Regions from separate parts of the Homo sapiens genome. Here region 2 is linked to region 1. A link is an interaction called in ENCODE POLR2A ChIA-PET data of the cell type or tissue named here. Cell type or tissue: HepG2. All regions are shown on one strand. Each heading gives the region's core, and the rest is flanking DNA. Links, peaks and the distances in the headings are about the cores only.

Region 1 (12,266 bases), core at 5,931-8,430:
CCTCGAGGTTGACAGTCATCACCACTGAGGCCTATTTTATTAAAACCTGGGACAGGGGTATGTTCCCCTTCCACAGGTTCCCTTCCACCTAGATTAACCCTTTGCCTAATTGGCAGAGGTGTAGCAAATGAAGGCAGTTGAACCTGAGGGTGCTACCCTGAAAAAGCAGAAGTCCTTCCCTGTATATTCTTTTATTATTATTATTATCTTTAAAGACAGGGTCTCACTATGTTGCCCAGGCTGGTCTTGAATTCCCAGCCACAAGAGAACCTCCTGTCTCAGCCTCCCAAGTAGCTGTGATACAGGTGTGAGCCCACCACGCCCAGCCTTCCCTGTATACTCTTATCGTTGTCCTTGACCTCAAGCCTTCCCTTGAAAGTAACTATAGGCCTATGTACCCCAAACCTCTGTGCAACCTCTGGTCACTTACCTATGAACACTCCACTCTGCCCCCTTAAATTTCACTCCCCTATATGCTCAGTGATCGCCATTCTGGGGCTGGTGCCGTGGAAAGGGATATATACGAGGATCAAGGATGATTTGCACTCTGTAAAATATTGCATTTATATTCCACACCAGCTTGAATTAAACCCTCCAGATTTGTAGGAATTACCTTTCTTACTGAGGTTTGATTACTTCTATGATTTTGATCTACCAGGAGAAAAAAGAAAATGTACAAGATATAAATTTAAAAAACAGAAAAGGTAGCTCCAGATATCTGACAATATTTTTCTTAATACAGAACATATAGATCCTAATTGCCTTCAAACAGCTATCGCCCTGTGGATGAAATAGAGATATCTTTATTTTTAATAAACAACAAGAAAAGAATCCTTTATGCGGTGTTCGCGTGGAAGCACCAAACATCTTGCCATGCCAAGGATCAAATAACTTTATTAATTGACCAATTAAAGCCTTAACCATTCCTACTATAGTCCAAGAATATTCAATAACATGGGGAAAATATTTGTACAACAATGTTAAGGGGTAAACAGTAGAATTCAGAATTATCTATTACATAATATATGTATAATCACACACAATTATTCTGTAAAGGCACAAAAAATGAAATACTTTAAATAATGGTCATTATAGCTGAATGATGAGTTCCAGGCAATTCCAGCATGTTTCTGTATTTTCCCAATTTATTAAAATAAGCTTATATTACTTTTTTAATCAGAGAAAAAAGTTACATTGTATCTTAACCATTTAACAATTATATATCTACTTTATAAGTATATGAATATCCAATTAATTTTACATACCAGGCTGCTAGCCCATTAGGAAAATTTTATAACCAACCCCAAAAGTTATTACAAACTGTGTACTGGAACCCATAGAAGCTCAAGATATACAACTGCAAACAAAAATTAAAGAAAATATATGAGGTGTTATCACTTCAGCAAGGATAGTTTTTGGTAATTGATTCTGTTTTAGTGTGCCACTAGAAATATATCCTCTTCGTTTATGTCCTCTCTTGCTTTCTCTGAGTGTATAAAATGACAGCTTATGCGGAAATCAAGTCGAGGTCAAATTACCAATATTCTGTAAGTGGCTGGAGGTCAGAATTACCTCCTAAAGAGCCCTGAGCCCCAGAATGAGTTTCTATTTATTCAGCATTCTACTTCCCAATCTCAGCTAACAAGGAAAAAAAAAAAAAAAAAGGAGAAAGGGGCAAAATGGGTTCCAAACTCAGGGTTCAGCCTGTGTTTTCAAATGACCAAGAAAAACAAAGGCATATGCAGGCACAACCAGACAGAGTACAGGGTAGAAGTCCCTTGTATTTGTAAAGGCAAATGTTTGATTAGTTCTATTCAGCTTGAATAATTCTAGTTGTGTGATATAAGAAAAAGAGAAAAAACTGTACCCTGGCAAACAGCTAAGAAATCCTTAATGGGCTTTGAGGGTTCCCTATATTCATTATATTTTTAATGTAACGGGCAGCCACCATGTGCCATGCATACTGCTAGAAACATAAGATGCCATGAGAATGTGGCCCTAGATCCTTGGAAGAGTGGGGCTACTTCTTTCCCAATTGTTGAATCTTTTTATGCCTATTTTTGGTTTTAATACATGTTATGGAAGCATAATCGTCCTTCCAAAAATACTTGGTAACCAACATTGGTTTAATGGTGTATAAAATTTATTTTGGCTTTAACAAGGCATCTGGATCACAGATTCCTATAAAGGTTGCAAAGTCAGGCCCCAAGTGATACAGTCCATGGGACACTGCCTTTCCCATCCCTATCCATTCCTCCTGCTCCTACTCCCAGCTGCCTTGTGTGAAAAGGTCAGTTGTACTGGTTTGCCCAGGATAATGAAATGTCACTGAATGAGCTGCTATAACACTAACTATTTTTACTGCTTTTGCATGTTCCTTTCTACTTTTATCTCATCTTTGAAAGATGTTTTACGACATCTTTGCAAGATGAATGGAAAAGGCAATGGGGCATGCACTGAAATGTGGACTATGCTAAAGCTTTGCAACTCAAGACCAAATTCCACATAGATACTTCCTATTCACTTCCATAGTCTGCTTGCTGCTTTCCCTGCCTCCTCCACCCTATCCCACCCCAACCAATTCAGATGGACTTCAAAAATTCAAGTCCAGTAGGGCACAGTAGCTTATACCAGTAATCCCAATGCTTTCAGAGGCCAAGTCAGGAGATCACTTGAGGCCAGGAGTTCAAGACCAGCCCAGGCAACACAGTAAGACCCTGTCTCTACAAAAAATATAAATAAATAAAAATTTTAAATTAGCTGAGCATGGTTGTGGGTGCCTGTAGTCCCAGCTACTTGGGAGGCTGAGGCAAGAGTATTACTTGAGCCCAGGAGTTTGAGGTTATAATGAGCTATGATTGCACCACTTCACTCCAGCCTGGGTGACAGAGTAAGACCCTATCTCTAAAATGAATGAATAAATGAATGAATGAATGAATAAATAAATAAATGGATTAATTTAAAAAAAATCAAATCTGATAATGATATTACCTGGCCTAATCCTTTCCAATGGTTCCATGTCACTTACCAAGGACAGTCAGAACTGCTCATGCATATTCCAGGCCTTTCTGGTCATCCCTGCTGGCTCCGTCCCCACTCCTGCAGCCAATGTGACAGCCCCACACCTGTGCACATGCATTCCCCAAACCCGCACCATCCTCATCCCATCTCATCACCAGAAGAGCAACTCCTATCTGCACAAGCATCCCATCTTCCATGAAACATGTTTCTTAGAAAAATGTTTAATTAGGAAAGAAATTTAAATCAGTACCTTCTTTGAAGAAGACCGGAGGGATGGGTTTGGCCCTGGAGAGAAAGTTATACCCAATCTTAGAGAATCTTACCCTGCTTTTTCTTTTATTCAGTACCCAGTAACTACTGATGAGGTGGACTCTGTACCACACATTGATTTCACTACTAAAGCCCCAGGAGAATAGACAAGTCCTGGAACCAAGCGGGGCTGGCAAGACTTTATGGGAAAATGTGCATAGAAGTAAAACATGCAAACAAGGTATTTTGAGTCCTTGTGAAATATACTTCTGCAGAAGTATATCTTCCACTTTCATCACTGTCCCCAAGAACGTTTGGGGAATAAGGTGGCCACTTGGATAGCTAAGCTGCAAAACCATCAGATGATACATGTAAATGGCAGGTTTAAGAGAAAGAATAGCTCCCAGTCCAGCAATCCACCCATGGGGTTGGATTACCATGTCGAAAGACAAAATGTGCTCCTTGTAAACTAGAGTGGCCAGCCATGGAATCTGCCCAGCCTGTGGGCAAATGTTGGCAGGCCCCATCTAAGCACTGTGCAGGGAAGGGGCTGGCCCAAGGACTCCAGCTGCCTGGCCCAGGGGCAGCTCTATCTAAATGAAAGAGTGTATTAATTTCCTAGAGCTGCCATAACAAATTAGCACAAACTGAGTGGTTAAAAACAACAGAATTGTATGGTTTCACAGTTTTGGAAGCCAGAAATCTGATATCAAGGTGTCATCAGGGTTGGCTACTTCTACAGGCTCTGAGGGACAGTGCATTCCATGCCTCTTTCTAGCTTCTGGGGGCTGTCAGGAATCCTTGACACTCCTTGGCTTGTAGCTTCAGAACTCCAATCTCTGCATCTGTCTTCACATGGCCTTCTTTTCTTCTCTTGTAAGGATATAGAATTTGTAAATTGACACTGGATTTAGGGCACACCTAATCAAGGATGATTTCATCTTGAAATCCTTAACATAATTACATCTGCAAAGACTCTTTTTCCAAATAGGGTCACATTTATAGGGTTCAGGTGGACACACCTTTTGAGTGGCTCACCATTCAATCCACTGCAGAAAGCATACATTATTCTGACTGAACCTTTGCCACTGATATCCCCAGTTCTGAATCCAAGCTGATCACACTTCTTTCTGATTGTGATTTCATTCCCCAGGTAATCAGACCTGCCTGGCATTTTTGAGAATCCAGGCTCTGTGCAGTTACATTTCTTGTAAAAAATCAATGGATTGGAGATCCGGTTTTACACTTGAGTCTCATGAGAGAGGTGTGTGTCTGTGCTAGAGAGAGAAACAAAACCATCTCTTAATGTGTTCAGCCAATCTTCTCTGAGCCTGCCAGCCTAGGGCCAAACCCAAGCCTGGCAAATTCTCCAAGGTAAGCCATCCTGGGAGGGCCCTGGAGACACTGCCTATCTGCAAAAGACCCTCTGCTATGCGTGGCCAAGTGAGGACCGAGAATCAGTGCGAACTAGAGCTTCTCAATGAGCCAGTAGTCACCCCCGATCCTTCCACCCTATGTCTGTGCTGACCAATGGGGTGCACAGTAGTGTGCACTAATGATGTGACCCCTTGGATTATCCTTTTGGAAGATGAAGAGTGGAGCCAGTCAAGAGGCAGAAGAAGAGATAAAGAAGAACCTTAAAGACCATCCTGACTCCCCATGAACTGTCTCAGATTGAGCGATGCCCACTGTTCAAACACAAGTGTGACCAACCCATGGCCAGGTAGCTGCTGCCTGAGAAGTAAGGGCCCTCTGCCCTGGAATTTCACCTGCAGCCTCTCCTCCCCAAATACACTCTGCCATGTGTCGTTGAACCTGAAATCATAGTTTCTAAGCCTCTCTCAGCTACTGTCAAAAAAGCCAATAGGAATAGATCTACATTAAGACTTTTTAACCCATTTTGTGTTGCTAGTTTTGTAATTGCTGTTGGTGTTTTTACATGATTTCCAAAAGATCTGGCTTCCTGGAGAAGCTGGCAGTTTTCCAGTGATCAAAACTATTCTGTGATAAGAAAAGGATTGGCCGGGCGCAGTGGTTCACACTTGTAATCCCAGCACTTTGGGAGGCCAAGATGGATGGATCACTTGAGGTCAAGAGCTCGAGACTAGCCTGGCCAACACTATGAAACCCCGTCTCTGCTAAAAACACAAAAACTGCCAGGTGAGGTGGCAGGTGCCTGTAATCCCAGCTACTCGGGAAGCTGAGGCCTTGAAACCAGGAGGTAGAAGTTGCAGTGAGCCGAGATTATGCCACTGCACTCCAGCCTGGGCAAAAGAACGAGACCCTGTCTCAAAAAAAAAAAAAATGATTAGGAATTAAGATTAAAGGTCACAATGACACTATGTGTGTGTCCTCAGGGAAGACATTTCAGCAGAGAGATAAAAGCTTCCGGGTGCTTTCATCTGTGAGTTTCCAACAAACCTGTGAGCCTCCGGCAGTTGTAGAAATTCTCAGACGAGATATGAACTCATTTCCAGACCCACGGACATTGAAATAGGGAAGAAGGACCTGATGTGAAAGGACAGAGGTAAGGGCCAGTTTGTAGCACTAGAGCCAATAACTGGGAACCTCATAACTCCAACTGAGTCATCCTGGCTCATGCTTCTGAAGTTAATTTAACTTAAAGAAATATGTTTTTCTTTATGGATGAAGTGCATGGGTCTGTGCTGGGTGTCCTGCCCAGCTTCCCTTCATTTTCTGTGCCAAAATCAGCCAAAATGCTGTGTCTGTCCATCACTTTTGGCCAATCAAGCAGAAATGCAGGGGCTAGAAGCTCTAGCACATTCCTGTCCCATTTCCTCTCTGTCCCCCATGATAACAACATCAGCAGGAGATTGTCCAAAACTGGCAGTGGTTTCTGGAGGGAAGGAAATGGCTTCCTAGTGGGAAGGATCAGGGCAAAGGCTATGCATGCTTTTGCTTTTCATGTCAGACCCAATGCCTCTGTGCCACTGCCCGATAGAAAAGAAAGATTGTGGAGGACGTAAGTGCTAGAATCATCACATGAACATCTTCAGGGACAATGTTCTAGAGGCTCACCTCTATGGTCCTTCAGATGGGAAATAGCAATATCATTTCAGGAAATATCAATGAATTTAATAACTAAACATTTCCTGTAAAGAGATAAAGGAAAGAATGACACATTCAGCTGGCAAAAACTTTGGTGTCTAATATATGCCAACTCTTCCTTCTCTAAAGGCTTCAAAAGTCAAGGCCCATGTGAATACAGAAACATCACTGATTGAGATGAGCATGGTTATTCAATATACTTCTGCCATAATGACACTTCCAAATGCTATCTAAGAGTTTTTCTGCAAGGAGTTTGGAATCGCTCATGTAAACCCATTGATATTTTTGTTACATTGCAAGGTTTTTCCCCTAAAGTAAGGATCAGACAACAGCCTTCAATGATAATTTTTTAAAAAGCTTCCTGCTTTTTTTTTAATGGAAGTTTTCTTTTTCAAAGGTGAAGGATGTTGTTTCTCATGATAGCTTTGTTGCCACCAACAGAAACTCAAAGTAGAGATCTAGAGGTGAATCAGGTAGGATTACCTACATTGCTGTTCTTGGAACGCAGCTCCACTTATGGGAGAATTGTCAACTATTTTAATATTCTATTTTCCAGGAAAACATAGTCCCATGTTCAACAGAAGCCCAGAAAATTCCAAAGCAGACAATCAACAAAGCAGACTCTGTCACCAGGCAAGATACAACTACATCTGGGTCAACAACATGAAGAAATACGTTATCACTGTGTAAATACGAACAGTTCCAGGAAACAGATCTTTGCATTCCTGCCTTTTGTTTCACTGAAACCAGGACATGGAGCTCATGCTTCCAGACAAATGTCAAGTCTACTTTGACCCTGGCTTTCCCCAAGTACATGAACCCTCCAGGGAGGCAGAGAGTTGCCTGGCTGAAACCAAAGAATCTTCTGGCCACCCCCAAACCTGCCCCTGGCAATGGCCTATACAAAGTAAGTCTGAGAAATGTAATACATCTTAGGAATGCACCTGGAATATAGCAATATTATATCCACCCAGGGAAAAGTCTTCCTGGGGATTAGAGTGGGCTCTGAAATTTGAGGCTTCTCAAGCTTTCATAATTGTTATCCCAATTAATGTAACTGCAGACACCATTCTTATATTCCCAGGTACAATAATGTCCCGTTCCTTTGAAGCTCATCAAGCCATTTGCTTCAACACTTGAGGAGGCAAGCCCCAAGGTTAACAGCCCTCCACGTGAGCCTCTCATCTGCCTGCTGTACAAATGTGTTTTCTTTGCATTTCAGTCATGCCCTGACCTTGGAGAGGACGATGTAAAGGGGAATGCCTAATTAACTTTCCATTTATAAACCAATTATTTTACTATTGGCACCTTCATTCTGCAATCACTGACATAAAATCTTTTACAAAACAAAATGTAATAAATGAGAAATCGATTGGATTTTTTTTAAGTTTGCTTTGAAGTCAGCCATTAATAAGAAATGTCCTTTAATAAGAGAGATCTGTCTATAGAAGTTCCTCGACGTCAGAGCCCAGCTGTGCGGCTGCTGGAGGAGACGAAGCCGCATTCAATCAAGGCTTTGGAACTCTTCCTTGTTCATCTTTAACTGCAAGGACAGAGGCGTACTATTTTTCTTTTTTTTTTTTTTTTTTTTTGGTAGAGAGGGGGGTCTCCGTAGGTTGCTCAGGCTGGTCTCAATCTCCTGGACTCAAGCAATTCTCCTGTCTTGGCCTCCCAAAGTGCTGAGATTACAGGTGTGAGCCACCACACCCAGCCAGTACCAGAAGGACTGCTTTTCTCCTTAAAAAAGAGGGAAAGAATGTTTTCACATAGATCTTCATGTGCTAAAATCACACCAAAAACTCATGCAAGGTCAATGAAGAACAAAGTTCTCTGCTCCCACCACAGAATCTTTGCATTGACTGTCACTGTCCCGGACACTCTTTCCCAGAGGTCAGCATGGTTCTCTCCTTTATCTTCTTCAGTTCATCATCAAGTGTCACCTTTTGGTGAGACCTTCCCTCACCACCCTACTGACAACTATAAACCAGCAGCCCCGACATCTGCATCCCTTCTCCACCCTGCTTTCCTCCATAGCACTCCCATGCTTGACATTCTTTACATTGGGTCTACTCCTCCCTTTTGATTATTCCACGCCTCCCCACCATGAGAATGTAAGCTCCATGAGGACAGGAAGATCCCAGCAACACCTAGAACAGAAGCCAACATAGAGCCAGCACTCAATAAATATAATGAGACGTATACATCAAGTATTTACAATGGAAAGTCAAAATACCGCTGCCCATCATGAGCAAGTCATTCCCCTTCTCTCCACAAAGATAGACAGTGTGGTGAAGCCACTGCCCAGGTGAGTCGAGAACAAAGAAGAGAGAGAAAAACTGCTCCTGTTCTCCAACATCAGATACAAAGCACCGTGCCTTCCATGTCACCTGGGAGCCCAGACTCAGGCAGCTACCATGATCCCTGCCCACACCTCCACCTGAAACTCCAGAGGGAAGAGGGGTAATGTTCCCTCTGGCTTCTAGCTTGCTCGTGGCTTGCTGGTGAGTTGTATCCAGGGCCAGCTCCATGGGAACTGCTGTAGTCACACCCAGGGTCCCATACTCAGAAGAGTCCCAAGCTTGGTTTCATGCTCTGCTGTGGCCGTCTGGAAATTCTTTCCAATTTTACCTTTGAACTTGGGACAGTGGAGCATGCATATGAGCAGAAGAGATTCATAAAACCAAAAGAAAAACTTTATATTTTAGTACCTTTAGCAGCATTTTTTTCTCTGCTTTTTCAACAAGCAGATCCACATTTTCTTTTTGTACTGAGCCCTAAAAATTACGTAGTTGGTCCTGGATGCATTCATGTTCTTTGTGGAGGGAAAACTTTCTAAGGTGGAGAAAATCCACTCTGTCTAATGGTTCTGTTCTCCCAACTTGATAGAGGTGTGGCCATCTCTTTCTGGCTAACAACAGCAACAACAAAGCTTAGATTCTAATAAATCCCAAATCAAGGAGAATAATTGAGCTGATTAGTTGCTTTGAAGGAAAGAAATAATACAGAAAATTCTTTTATAAAAATAATTACTGGAAATTTTAATAAGCTAATTTAATAAATTTTCCCAGCTAATAAGAGTAGCTGGGAAACTACTTTTGTTGTTGGGAAGCTATTTTTGTTGTTTGGAAACTTCAGAAAGTTATTTACTGAAGTCATATGACAATTTCTACTACATGTGCACCATGTACCAAAAGGGAATTGTTTAATCCACCTCTTCCCAAGGGCAGAGTCAGGATTCGTGGACATAAAACCCAAGGCTTTACAAATACTGAAGAGAACTTGGCTATTCAACAATTATGTGTATTAACAAAAGGCAAAATGCATCATTAATTCTATAACTTTCTAATTTTGAGAAAACTCCATAGACTCACAGGTTAAATTAAAATAGAAAAAATTTAAATGAATTGCTAAAATGTAAAAGTTAGATGGATCATTCGTATGTTGAATGATAATGATATCCAAATTTGATAAATTTCAAAAGATCAAAAAGTTTAACTTCATATAACTTGTGATGGTTAATACTGAGTGTCAACTTGATTGGATTGAAGGATACAAAGTATTGATCCTGGGTGTGTCTGTGAGGGTGTTGCCGAAAGAGATTAACATTTGAGTCAGTAGGGTGGGGAAGGCAGATTCACCCTTAACCTGGAGGACACAATCTAATCAGCTGCCAACAAACAAAAAGCAGGCAGAAAAACGTGAAAAGGAAAGACTGGCCTAGCCTCCCAGCCTACGTCTTTCTCCCGTGCTGGATGCTCCCTGCCCTCAGACATCAGACTCCAAGTTCTTCAGTTTTAGGACTCAGACCATATATATATATATATATATATATATATATATATATATATATATATATATACACACACACACACACACACACATATACATATATATACACATATACATATATTTATATATATACACACATATACATATATATACGTATCTTCTATTAGTTCTGCCCCTCTAGAGAACCCTAATACACCAACAGAGTCATATTTTCCCAATTTGTCAATCCTTCCCTATTTCTCTGTCTCTACTATTCTATAAAAGATAATACAAGACCTAGGAAATAAAATCAAACACCTACAGAAGTCAGACATGTAACATAAACATGTGAACCAGGCTGAATACAAGACAGAAGGGGTAAGACAGTGGGACTGCATGTGTACCTTCTAAATTTTTTTTTTTTTTTTTTTTGAGGCAGAATCTTCCTTTGTCACCCAAGCTGGAGCACAGTGACGCAATCTCAGTTCACTGCAACCTCCACCTCCTAGGTTCAAGCAATTCTCCTGCCTCAGGCTCCCAAGTAGCTGGGATTACAGGCATGCACCACCACACCCAGCTAATTTTTGTATTTTTAGTAGAGACGTGGTTTCACCATTTTGGCCAGGCTGGTCTCAAACTCCTGACCTCAAGTGATCCACTCGCCTCAGCTTCCCAAAGTGCTGGAATTACAGGTGTCAGCCACCATGCCTGCCCACTTTTTTTAATCAAGGAATCTTCTGAATTTTTAATCAAGTCAGGATCTTCTGAAAAGCATAAACCAGGGCAGGATTCAATGTACAAGTAATTTATTAAGAGAAGCGCCTATGAGTCTCTTATTCAGGCTGCTATAACAAAATATCATAGACTAGGTGGCTTATTAACAGCTGAACATGATTTCTCACAGTGCCAGAGGCTGAAAGTTGGACATCAGGATGCCAGCAGCAGTGTTAGGTTCTGGGGAGGGCTCTCTTCTGGGTTGCAGGCAGCTGACTTCTTGTTACATCTTCATATGGCAAGACAGGACAAAAGAACTCTCTGAGTGTCTTTAAAGGGAACTAATACCATTCATGAGGCTCCACCCTCATGACCTAATCACCTCCCAAAGGCCATCACATTGAGATTAGAGTTTCAACATATGAATCTGGGGGGCAAAGACATTCAGTCCATAACAGAGACAACATGAGGAGCAGGCTACTAGAGATGTTAGACCATCGTGTAGGTCTGACCTGCATGAAGGAGAGAGGGAAGGAAGCAAGGTGAATTAGATGCTTCCTCAACTACAGTGCATTTCTCCAGGAAGTTCTACAAGGCCAGTTGGGAGGCATCAAGCCACAGTCAGAGGCATCACCTCTCCCAGAAACAGGCCTGTCTGGGTATCCCACCTTGCTCAGTCATGAAAAGCAAGGTCTCGGGCCGATCAGTGATGGATTTCAAAGCACAGCAGCTGGGGCTGTTGGTCAACGATGCCAACTGCAGTCATAGATCTGAGGCCATTCTCATATCCTCCATAGTGCCCAATAGAATACACCTGAAGGCTAGCAATCTGAGCCTGCCTAGGCCCTTGTTAAACTCTCATGCTTCATTCTCTCACCAACTGTCATCTCTCCATGCCTATACCTCACTACCGACCAAATGAAAGTGTAGCTATCCATTCCATTCAGAAACATGGAAAGAATTCATTCCTTGAAAAACAGACCTTGCAGGACCTGTGCTAGGAGCAGACACAACTTCTAAACAAGCTGTCCTTACAGATCTGTTGGAAATCAGTCACTGGAGCTGCCTTCAGGCCAGAAAGTTTGCATCAGGTGTTCAGGTTGTTCTGTTTCCCCACAGAGGTCACAATGCCCTTGACTGAATGTGGCTCCATGGTTGGATAACTTATGCAGGAATAAACCACGATTAAAAAAATAATAACAAATGTTTATGCCAGCTTTTGAATCATAAAGCAATTTCCCATCCTTTCCTTTTCATACAGAAAAGTGTTCCCCTTAGGAAACTTCCAATGATGCCACTGATTCTTCCATGGATGCAAAAAATTGTGTTAGTGTTGTATTTTCAAGGTTGAGAAGGAAAAAACAAAAACAGCACTAGCAAACCGAGAACCTGTGAAAATATCGGTGGTAGTGTTGCCACACAGAGAGACTGAAAATATAATGGCT
Region 2 (12,266 bases), core at 4,505-7,004, 1.0 Mb before region 1:
TATTGATGACTGGATTAATTCATGCAATTAACATGAACCCCAATATATTTGAGTGCAGGAGTACTCACTATCTCATAAGGTAGAGGAACCTGTAGGAAGTTTGTTACTAGCCATGTGAGCAAGTTAGTTACTTACCTTGCCCCAGCCTCAGCCTCCTCATCCACAAAACAAGAGGCTTGGACAAGGTGGGTTTTCCAGCTCCAGGAACATTTATGCAAATGCCACTTGGAATTGTGGGAAATCGGCCCGGGTCTGGTGCTTACCCATGTCAGCATATGGCTAGAGTGAACTTGGGTTTCGAGTGGGAAGGGGCCAGGAAGGAAAAAGAGGACCCAGAATCAACTAGAGATAGGACATTTTAAGGACTTTCCCATTTCACATAGGTTTTCTCTAATTTCACATAAGTATTGCCTGTTTTAAAAAGCAGATTCAAGAAGATATGATTTAAAACAAGTATACACATAAAAATAACTCTGAGATTCTGCATCTTCTAGAAAATCACAGACATGTTGCTATCGTATTCTATAATTTACATGGTGATTGAGAATAGACCCACAGTTACTCAGTGTTATCCAAAATAATTTATTATTATAATCACTAAAAATATTACAATTCAGCTCTTTGATTAATTCTGTTTACTCCATGCCCACCAAATTAGTGAAGTTTCACTATGTATATTACAAAATAATAGTTTAAAAATAATATGGATGTACAATATAGTTTAATTCCTATTCAATAAACAGATAAGCTTCATTATTATTATTACAACTGTTACTACCTCAAATTTGTGACTTTTTTACTAAAATAAAATTTTTCCTATTTATGATCCCATATAGACTATAGAGAAATTTCCCACAAACATAGCAGAATTCCTTAGAAAGGGAATATAGAAGCTTTAGCTAAATTTTGGGTGCCGAATCACCTATTTGTTTTGGGACATAGAAAGTCTACTCAAGAATCCAGAGTAAGACCTTGATCTCAGTCTTGCTTACAAGGTCTTGATCTGTGAAGGAAGTGCTGAGATATCTACATTTGTCAATTAAATAATAAATTGCCAAATATCAGCCTTAGAGTATTCTATAGGCACTCGGATAAGATGGCAAATACTTTCATATTAATCCTGTTATCTTCAAATTTGGAAAACAGACTGTTATAAGAAACAGTTGGCTAAGACTATCAATATCCTGCTTTCTTGTGGGGTCATGAAATTGCCATAGTTTACAAAAACTTTAAAATTTCATGTTGTAGTCTGAAATAAAAAATAGCTGGAAAAAGCAACAATAGAAGTAATAATCCTATTCTCTAATTACGTAATTATATTTTCTAAATTTCATGAAACTGCTAAGATCTGTATTGTAATGGTTACATATTTTCAGGTTACATTATTACTATTATACAATTGATATTCAATAAATGATACCTTTTTATGGGTAATACATTGAAATGGAATAGTAAACATTTTTTGCGGAGACTTCTCATAAAACATCATTGTCTACCTCTCAAACAATAGTTAAGTGAGATTTAAACTTTTTTATATGATTGTTTTGGACTTGCTTAGAAAAATACTACCATTTAAAACTATATTCTAAAAGGTAAGGCAAATTTTGCTAGAATTTTTGAATTAAAAAATGGTGATATTTCTGTAGAGTTATCTTTTTGAAAGGTAGAGAGAAAGAGTGGAAAGATTTTTTTAATAAAATTAAACTAAAACATCTGAAAATAGATATGACTTGATAGCTAATTTTTAATTTATATTTATACGTGCAATGAAATCTATATTCAGAGATCATCCAAAAATTATTAGAAACATACAAACAACACTTGAAAAATGTTATCACATATTTTTGCAGAGTAGGTTGTTTTGAAAACAGCCAGAGCAAAGAAACAGATGATCACCAAAATATTACCACAAATGAGCCCAAAAATAAATTATAGGTCATTTCTAGTTGAACCACTGACCAATTAGTGCACTAATCTTAAGTAACTACATAGCACACTCCCATTTTTTTCTTTCCTAGTTATCTTAACAATTCAAATGCATGTGAAGATACCCATTTTGAGGAGAATTTAAAATGTATTATTGGTTGATACAGCACTTCTAGGTAAGTTCTCAAGGGGGGCCTGCAGCAAATATTTACATAAATGTGGACTTTAAGATTGTTTCAGAAGTATTCTGTTTTAGGAGGTTCTGTAATTGTCAACTTCTCGGTTTAGGAAGAACCTCACGTTTTAGAGAAGAATATTCTAGATCAAGTCTTTTTCCTTAATGCAGAAATAGTAAAGTTTCTAAAATAGAAATCATTTTGTTTAGCCTTCTCTTTAACCAAAAACACCAAATAATGAAGTAGACTTCTAAGGAGGAAAGAAGAAAACTTTACCAAATATGCCAGTGGGGGCTCCACTTTTAGTCTGCAAACCTCTACACCTGGGAGCTGCGCTGTCAAATTGAGTCAGGTCCTGATTGAGCTGAATGATAGACACATAGTGCCCAGACACCGTGCACAGTGAACTCACTCTAGGAGACCCGCACGCCCCCTTCTCCCAATTCACCCACTGCTCTGGAGGTCATTATTTAACACCGGCAAATTGAACGACAACATGAAATGAAGTGCAAGATGTAGATATTTCTTCCCCCTCACTAATCTCGCTCACAAGAGAATTCATTCTTTTCTTTTTGCCTCAGGCATATCCAGGCTAGCAATTTTCATTTTGCTACCTAAATGATTTCCCCATCCCCCACCTTTCCCAATTAGAGTGGAAATGGATTAAGACTTCAGGTTAACCCCTCCGTTACTGGGAATGAGAAGGAAATAACGTTATTATGTGTAAGCTTTATTTTCACCGTTGTGTATGATGCTCTTTTCTGATCATGGTAAACACAGATTTAATTAATCCCACTCTCCCCAAAAGACATTCCTTTAGTGAAGATATGACACTGCCTTAAGGTAAAGAGCAAGAGAAAAACTTCTTTAGCCAGAATGTTATTCTGTTAACTTGTCATCTTTAAAGTGTTCTAGAATGCTTATGAGTAAAATTAGGAAATTTGGATACAAAGTAGGAAGTTATATGGAAGCATAAAAGCACATTGGTTCTTCAGTTACAGAGAATGGATACAACAAAAGTTAATACTTCCTTGGTTTTTACTAAGCTTGAAATATCTGGATCTAAAAAAATTAAGTGTGGGATAAATATCTAGAAAATGCTGGATCATCTGAAACTTATCACGTAGCTTTTCCCCCTACAGAACCTAAAAATAAAAACTTCTCTAGAAAAAAAGCATCCTCTCTTTACTGATCTTTAAAAATTTTAAATGTTGAAGCCCTGAGTATGTATACCTCACATAACTCCTCTATAGCAACCTATAAAACAAGAATCCTCTCTCCTGGTGGTCTGTTTATTTTGCTATGAACAAAAGGGAAGGAGCTTCAGTATTTCTGAAAATAACCTGAATTCCCCTTTGAGACAAAGTTTTGGATTTTCGAAAGTAAATGTGGTACTTTTCTATTTTTTAAACTAATATATAAGTGTACATACTATTGGCTTTGTTGGTCAAGAAAACAGTTTATCATACCAGGAAGAGACTGGGTAGCAGAACAGCAGCCTACGAATGCATTAGATTTGGGTTATGCTGGGTTTTGACAGGTTTGGGGGTTTAAGAAACTGGGTTGGTTCGTCACTAGGAATCCATTAAGTGTTGCTAGTCCGTGAGGACAGAGAAAGCTGTGGAATTCATTCCTCAAAAGCAAAAGCCTTATTTGTGCTAATAGGGTTATAACAACTGAGCAAATTTTAGTGGACAAATAGTAGAGGTCCTTAACATTTACTGAGCTATTCTGAGCTTCAGACATTGTGGCAAGGGCTTTCTGTGCATTATGTCATTTAATCCTTTTGGTAATACTATTAATTTAGGAACAATTATCCCCTAAGGCTTAAAGAAGTTAGACAACTTGCCCAAGGCCACATAGAGATGGAGCAGTGAAAGTAAGAATTTGACCCAGTCAGTGCACAGAGTAGACAATCTTTGAATTACATGCATTTAAATAAAAAAAGGCTGTTCTTCATAGTTCTCATTGAATAAGTTTCATAGACAATGACTTTCCCAAAGGACTCCTTTTGCTTCTGAAGGGCAGCCACTCTCCAGTTAAAGGGGATTTGCAAACAGGCCCACTCTGGATTGCAGTACAAGGAAAGGAACTGCTTTAGAAACACAGAACCCAGATAGATGGATAAATATTTCAATGCCTTTCCAGAATAGTACTTAAGAAGCAGAGCCCATCTCAGTTTGGGTTTGAGCCCATGGCCTTATGGTTTAAATATAAAATGCATTAAAGCTCTTTATTTAGAGAGTCACGTGCCCTTTTGTGGGAGCAGCCCCAATTCTCCCTCTGACTTTAGTGAGTGTACAATGCAAATAGGTGTTTTGATATTGTCATTAGTATTCATTATTCATGAGGACTTGATCGTGTATTCAAAGTCAGCCAGGAGGGTCATGTGCCCCCTTCAGTGAAAACCTTGACTCTAAGGACAGCACTTTCCTGGTGTACAGTCTTTGGGGGCTCTTGACAGCAAGAAAACCTAAACAGGAGAATCCCACTTAGCATCTGCCCACAGGTAAGGGGCACAGAGAAGGAGATATAGACTTCTAATTTAGCAAAAAGAAGTATGCTGCCATGTGAAAAGTTTCTAAACAGTGACTTCTAAACAATAGGTTGTGACCCATAGATTGGTTGTTAATAATAATAATAACAAAAGCAAGGTAAGAAGAAGAAATAGAACAGAATAACTGGAAAATAGAGTGCTTCATCAGTAGTAAGGGTGAATACTGCTTCCTGAAGCTCTTTTTTTGATTGATGTATCTCCCCTGAGCCCTGGCATACTATTTACTTCTTACTGTTTCTTGCTATTCAAAAAGTTTGCAAGCCTCTAGCCTAAAATGTCTTATTTTCTTAGTACTCAATTTGTTACTTGACTTGGTGTTTGGCTCCCTGTGACTCTCTGAAGTTCTCCTTTCTGTGCCTCCGCTTCCACCTTTGCCAAGTCTAAAATCATGCCATGTAAAAGTTATCAAGAAAACCAATTAAATCATAACTGCCGAAGTGCCTTGTCAAGCTAAACAGTCATGAGAGGTGAAGGATTATTATGAAATAAAACAGAGTGAAGCTGTTTTGAAGGCCATCCTTCTGTGGAATAGCATTGGGTCATTTCGTTCAGAGGCGAAAAGATTCTTAGCAAACATTGGGTCATTTTGTTTAGAGGTGAAAAGATTCTTAGCAAACATTTTGTCCAATCCATTTAGTTTATAGAGGGAAAAGGAGGCTCTGAAAAGTGAGTGGCTCTTCTAAGCTCCCGAAACAGTGGCTGATCTGGGACCCCCTGACCTGTGAATTTGTGGTCCACCCCCATGCTCTGCCACTCCTCCAAGAGCCGTTTTGCTACTTCTTTAAAAAAGGGAGGGTCTTATGAAATTGTATTTACAGAAAATTTACAACTCATGCAAAGCTAAATGGATTTCTTCCCTTTCAAAGTGGTTTCCTGATTGCAATCACATAAATTAAACTCCAGCCCCAAAAAAGTCATTCGAACAGAGTAATGATACATCTCCAAGAAGAGATACAGAGAATTCTTTGAAATTCTCAAGAAATAATGCAATGAGATGCAAAAGGGTAACTATTATTAATCTTCTTCCTGAAGTGTCAATCAGGAAGGTATTTTTAAATTGTATTGGAAAGGAAGAAGAGACAATGTTTCTTCCCATTAATGATCTGAACTGAAAGTAAGGGAGGAACTAAAAAATGTGCAAAATGTCCTCGGGGAAAAAAAGTAGTATAAAACATAGTCTTGGATGATACAGCAAGGTCGTTGCTCAATTTTATGTTGTAACACTATTTTAACTGTCACCAAGGGCTGGGATAGCAAATATTGCATCAACTCTGCAAGGTGTTTCCTGGGTTTTGTGGACAGGGGGGTCGGGGGAGGTGCAATCTCCATTCTTGTGAAGGCCAGATAAAGACTTCTGCTGCAAGCCACTATCTTTTTGTGCTGAAGCTGTAGATAACACAGTTTCACACCCTGCTGCCCAAGTCCTGCTTTCCCAATTTGTAGGTCTTTATTGCAAAAGTCTTTTGTGTTTGTTTTATCAGACACATTTTATCATCCTTCTCCAAACACCCTTTGTCAAAGTCAGCCTTTGAACTTCTTTTGCATATACATAGAATGGGACCAATGATTCAGGATATGTAACAGGCTTATCTTATAATTCTAAAGAAAGAGGAACAGAGCCATTGACCTTTCTTCTATATTTTCTTGGGGCTGGTGTGTCTGTGTGTGTGTGTCTGTGTGTGTGTATGTGTGTGCTAGGGGTAAGATGTACAATCTCATTACCTTTAGAAGATAATGCAATAGATTATCCTATACCAATAATTTATGCCTTTTAGTTTTGCACAAATTAAACCTGAATCTTAAAGTTCAACTTGTCTAGGATTGTACTAAAGGCCGCATTGCAGGTAGGGCTAATTTCGGGGTCTGATCCGTGTGGCTCCCCATGCTCCTGACAGTACACCAGGACCACTCTGTGTTCACTCCCGTGTGCAGTCCCCATGCTCCTGACAGTACACCCGACCCTAAGATTCTTGCTTCGCTTGCCTTTGATATGGTGATCTCTGGAACTGAGTATCAAACCTTGCTTGAGGAATTAAAATGCTTGCTCATATCACTTATATCTTTTAAATGTGGAAAACAGAGAGAATCCACTTGGAGCACATCAGATAGGTTTATTACTTTGTTCCTCCCTTGTCATTTTTTGCATGTCTCACATCAAACCCTCCTCTGCAACAGTGAAAATATAGGATGGGATAGATGAAGAAGGTGGTACTCCTTCCTTCTCTGGGCACAGAGGCAATTTCTCAGTGCAGCTCACATGTGGCTACAAACACAGAGTATCACTTTCTTATACAGACCAGGTCACTGTTCCTCAAAAAAAAAAAAAAAAAAAAGATGGTGTTCTATTTGATAACCTGCACTTCTCCAGAGTGACCTCTTCAGCTGAGTCTGGAAGACTGCCTTAGGCAAGTCCCCCGGGTCTCTGGCTACAGAGGGCCATCCTCCATGAGAGATGAGCTTGTTTCATTGTTGCAAAGTATAGCCAAGCTGATACATTTTAGCAAGACTAAAACTTAATCTTTAGGGTTCTGGGTCCTTTCATCAAATTTCCTCTGCTCACACCATGATCTCCATTGTCTCCTCCTCCTCCTCCTGCTCCTCCAGTTCCTCTTTCCTTTCTTCTTCTTTACCTCCTCCCTCCTTGCTTCCTTCCGCCTCTTCCTCCTCCTCCTTCTTCTTCAACTATTATCTACCAAGCTGTGCCTGGGCTGCCCCCAGTGTTTTGCAGTGTGAGGAACTTCTACAGGCCAGCTTGGCCACTGAAAGAAGCCAGTGATTAATGTAGTTTTAAACAAATCAAGATTTGCATAAATTGGCTCTGAAGTCAGCTTCTACAAACCAGCTGGAACACTCGCCATATTCCTAGTTCAGTGCTGTCTTCCCAGTGGGTTCTCAGACTTTGCAGCTCACCCTTAGCCTTCTGTTGCAGGGAAACCACATCCATGTGGCTCCCAGTCTCTGGCAAGCCAGCAAAGGGCTCCAACTTCTCTTGCTTTCTCCACCTTCTCCTCACTGGCTGGAGCACTCAGGACTCTCCCAGGTCCTATTTTTCTCCTTTTGGTAATTTCCTGATAGAAACTCCAGCAATGAAGATAATTTTCAGAACTGTTTTTTTTTTTTCTGGTACAGAATTCATTTTGGCTTCTGGGAACTAAGAAACAAATGAACTGTCTTTCTGAAGTCAAGAACTGTATAATGAAAGCTAAATGCAGAGGCAAAAGCCACTGTCGGTTGCCCTTTGTCCTCTCTGTCACCAGCCCTGGACATGAGGGTGAGACAGAAAGCCTCGCTCTTCCCCAGTGAAACCCTGCAATTGTTCTGTGCCAGATGAAGCCCTCTTCAGATGCTGGACAGGGTCCAGGTGCTGCCCTGTGAGTGGATGCCAGCCTCAGTCCTCATCCAGGCCAGGACCATGTCCAGGGCGGGCTTGCTCCTGAATCACATGCTTCCAGTCAGGACTCTGAATGCAAATGCTGGTGTTTTGTATTTTTTGTCGTTATGTTATTGTTGTTCTTTTTTTTTTTGAAACAAGGTCTCACTCTGTTGCCCAGGCTGGAGTGCAGTGGCTCACCGCAGGCTCCAGCTCCTGGGTTCAAGGGCTCCTCCCACCTCAACCTCCCAAGTAGCTAGGACTACAGACACACGCCACCACACCCCACTAATTTTTAAACATTTTTAGACATGAGGTCTCCTTATTTGCCCCAGCTGGCTGTGAACTTCTGGCTTCAAGGTGATCCTCCTGCCTCAGCCTTCCAATTAGCTCATACTGATGTTTTATTTAAATATCGCATAATATTTCAGTAAAAGGCCTGCAAAGAGGGCACAGAAAGCATTTTTTGGAGTTCACTGGGGGCAGGACGAGCTATCCCATTAGGTGGGAAGGGGTCTCTTCCTGATATGCATCATACAGCTGCTTCTAGTGGTGGTACAGGACCCAGGAGAAGAAGAGTAGGTGCTTAACAAATATTTGCTGAATAAAGGTTGATGAAAATCAATGTCGACAATACATTTATTGGGATCAGGTAAGGAACAAAGGTGATATTAACAACAGCTGCCACCTGCGTCTATTACCAGACATCTCATAGATAGCAACCCTGGGAGGGAGATCTTACATACATGAGGACAGAGGAATGGGAGATCCACCAAGGTGCCTGACAGCTGCATTTGAACCCATACTCAGATAGAGGAACCCTCTGCAGTCTGCTCAGGGTTGGAGTTTGTGGCTGGGAGAAAAGAGGAACAGCCTCTGCAGCCAACCCTCCTGGGCAGCGAATGTCTCCTCCCCACACTGCAGTGAACCCCTGGCCATCCTTCCAGCTCTGCCCTTGCCCCACTCCAGTAAAGCAGCCAGAGAGTGATACACATTAGATTGTGTCTCTCCTCCACCCAAACTCCTTGACGGCTTTCCAGGGCACTCAGAATTCCAGGCCCTGGAGGAAACCAGCCCAGCCCATCACCTAGACCTGGGAGCACCTGTCTCCCTCGGCTTGCTCTGCCATAGCCTCTGTCTGTCTCACAGACGCGCCAAGCTTTTTCTGCCTCAGGACCTTTTCAGGGGCTTTCCTTCTGCCTGGACCACTTTCCTGTCTCTAAACTCCCCCAGTTTTCCCCATGGCTGCTCAACCGTCATCTACTAAAGTAATGGGTAAAGTAACCCCGCTCCCTACCCCTGAACCATCACAACTATCATGTCACATGCACGGGTTTCTTTTCACCATTGCATTTGTCTTATTTGATTTCTGTGTTTATGTATTTGTTGTCCATCCTCCAAGTGACAGAGGGAGTGGATGGAGTGAAGGATAAGTTTTGTCCTGTTCACTGCCCAGCATCAAGAAAAGTGCTTGGAACTGAGTAGATAGTCAACAGACACTTCTTAAGAATGAATGAATCAATCGATGACAATGAACTGTAGCTGCCACCTCCTCCAGCCTACGTACCCTGAGGCATCCTAGATCTCAGAGCAAGGAGATGATGACTGCCAGGCATTGAGTGGTGAAAAAATATTTTCCTTTGCTACTTACTCTTCTATCACTGGGTGGCAGTAAGGCTAGAAGCCTGGGAAATCTCCATCACCCGTCCTCTCTGTTTTGCGATACTCTTGGGTGCCCTGAGGGCTTTAGAGGTTGCTGCGGTCAACAACCTAAGCAACCACTTCTGAGTTTCTGGCATAGTGGCAACCACAACTGGCCAGTAGGTCGAGGAGGCCTCTGCTTAACATATTGCACCGATGTTTTGGTTATGCAAATATATGGTTTTTCTCATTCCGATGGAAAACATTTCTGGCCAAGTCAAAACTACAGAAACACAGCAAGGAAGACTCATCTATATAGTCCCCTCAGTCCCATTGCCCCAGCCTGGGTCCCTCTTTTTACACCCTCAGAAGACTGTTCCCATTGCCTTCCTAGTCTTTGAGATGCAGGCATTTGGAAAGCACACATCTGATGCATACCTGAAACTCCGGATCAGTCACGTAATTGTTTCCAGATATACAGGACATGTGTGATGACAGATAGGATATGAACAGATGAGTAGTGATTGGATCTGAGCTCAACATTCCAAACCGATGCAAACTAGGGTGTGGGGAGAAGCCCCTGGCCTTTCACTTGGGGTGGGGCTGGGGGGCCTTCACCTGGTCTAGTTTAATCTAGAAGCAGGCATAGAAATGGCAGGAGAGGCCAGGCGTGATGGCTCACGCCTGTAATCCCAGCACTTTGGGAGGCTGAGGCAGGTGGATCACTTGAGGTCAGGAGTTTAAAACCAGCCTGGTCAACATAGTGAAACCCTGACTCTACTAAAAATACAAAAAATTAGCTGGGGGTGGTGGTGGGCACCTGTAATCCCAGCTACTTGGGAGGGTGAAGCAGGAAGAATTGCTTGAACCCGGGAGATGGAGGTTGCAGTAAGCCAAGATCGTGCTACTCCACTTTAGCCTGGGCAGCAGAGGGATACTCCATCTCAAAAAGAAGAAGAAGGAGAAGGAGAAGGAGAAGAGAAATAATGGCAGGAGAAGGAGGGAGCAGTGGCTTTGCGTAGACTTTTCTCTGGGATGAACTGGGCTCAGGAAAGGAAGAAACCTGTTGGGTTCTGATGCGGGGCTGTTCACCCACAAAAGAATGGAGAGGTGCAGATGGAAGTGGATCTCCTGCAGAGATGGTGTAGAGACAGAATGGAAACCCCAGGCCAGGAGTGTCAGCTTTGGGAACAGTGGTTGGTGGCATCTGCAGCCTTCTGCGTCAGCTGGACACCACACGTCTTAAGCCTCGTCACCTTCTCTTTACTTTTTTGCCCCTTCAAACTCACACTAATTTCAGTTGAGACAGGGCAGAATGCATACTTTGCACCACCCTATGCCACAAGGTTTCAATCTGGGGTGGGCATGGGGACCCTTTACATTGTATTCTTTAATAATTCACATGGCAGCATCGTAGGGCTACTTTTAATTGCTTCTTAAAAGTAATTAATTGATTTTCTGACGTATCAGTTAACAATGTATTACACTGACACGAAGTTGTGTTTTGGCTCTTGATTGAACCGAGGGCTGTATGGATTAAATTCCACCCAGAGTTTAGCTTAGGAGACTCTAAAAATATGCCTCTATAAAAGGAAAGGCTTTTTACATGGCGTGTTGTCTAAAAATCTAAACCATATGTCCTTTCCAGGCTGTCAATGGGGTAAAATATGGGTTCCAGTGTGTGTAGCTGCTCAGACTTCGAACATTCAGGAGGCATAAAATAACCTACTGTTACTCAATATGGCCAACACTCTGGATTAAAGTCACTCAGGCTATGCCGAGGGAATTCTCTCTCAGTCAGTGTGAAGCAGGAGCCATTCCATCAAAACGTGGTTTGCTAAGGACTCTTGGAAGGAGGCAAATATGAGCTTTGTTCTGAGAGCGGCTGTCTCCTGGCAGGAGCTGAGTTTGTCTGTAGCTGAGTTTGCAAGATCCATTCATTGACATTCCATGATAGAAGAATTATACACAGGGAGGATTCCCATCAACAATGCAGACACTATTAATGGGGACGTTAAGACCAAGATTAGTTAAGTGGCTTGCCCTGGGTCATGCACTGAGTCAGTGGAGCATTAGGAACAAGGACCTCCTGACATTTTGGCTTCTGTAGGGATTTGTGTGGCAATTCTGTGATGAGGATGATATTGTAACTGCCAGGAAGTCACCATGTATATTTCAACACCTACTGTACCCACAATATGAATCTCTTGACAGGGTCATTTCACGGGGGGCAGCATTTCTTCCCCACTTCTGGGAGCTATCACTCTGGCCTTTCTCCCCTTCATATGGTCAGTTGGGCGTATGGGAGAAGGAAGTGGCAACTCAGGGAACTCAGTTCCCTCCTCCCTCCCTCCACTTGGAGCTAGTGCCTGCAGGAAGCACACATTCTGGTCAGTGTCTTCATGTGGCATGTTTTACACTGGTTCAACTGCGCCTGAGACAGGTGAGAGAATTCAGCATTGGGAAGCCTGTGTGGCTGCACTTCACAGCCCCATTCTGCAACTTGGCCTTGAGCTGGCATTTGGATCTGCATGTGTCCCACTTCTTTTTGCCTGTGTCCTAATTGATTTGGAACTCAAGAGGGCTGCCATTCATT

Evidence for each region. Peaks named below come from ENCODE experiments on the same cell type or tissue, not always from the same donor. Only the 100,000 strongest peaks of a DNase experiment are listed, where the experiment ranks them.
Region 2: POLR2A ChIA-PET joins it to region 1 with 7 read pairs; 1 of 35 experiments calls an interaction of 5 or more read pairs at or near these places.

The regions. Positions count from the first base shown.
Region 1 is chr21:35,946,750-35,959,015 of GRCh38, forward strand. LOC101928269 (a long non-coding RNA gene) reads right to left here. Exons shown (of 6, transcript NR_110418.1): 6 at 7,911-8,076. Among named protein-coding and RNA genes, the nearest start is that of LINC01436, 52 kb to the right of the region's middle. RefSeq lists an enhancer at 5,921-7,120. In HepG2, for the core only: no CTCF peak of the experiment used is centred there; a DNase peak (open chromatin) is centred at 7,032; H3K4me3 peaks cover 270 bases.
Region 2 is chr21:34,902,617-34,914,882 of GRCh38, forward strand. The region is part of intron 2 of RUNX1 (RUNX family transcription factor 1); the gene reads right to left. Among named protein-coding and RNA genes, the nearest start is that of RUNX1-AS1, 72 kb to the left of the region's middle. RefSeq lists an enhancer at 5,776-6,070. In HepG2, for the core only: no CTCF peak of the experiment used is centred there; a DNase peak (open chromatin) is centred at 6,025.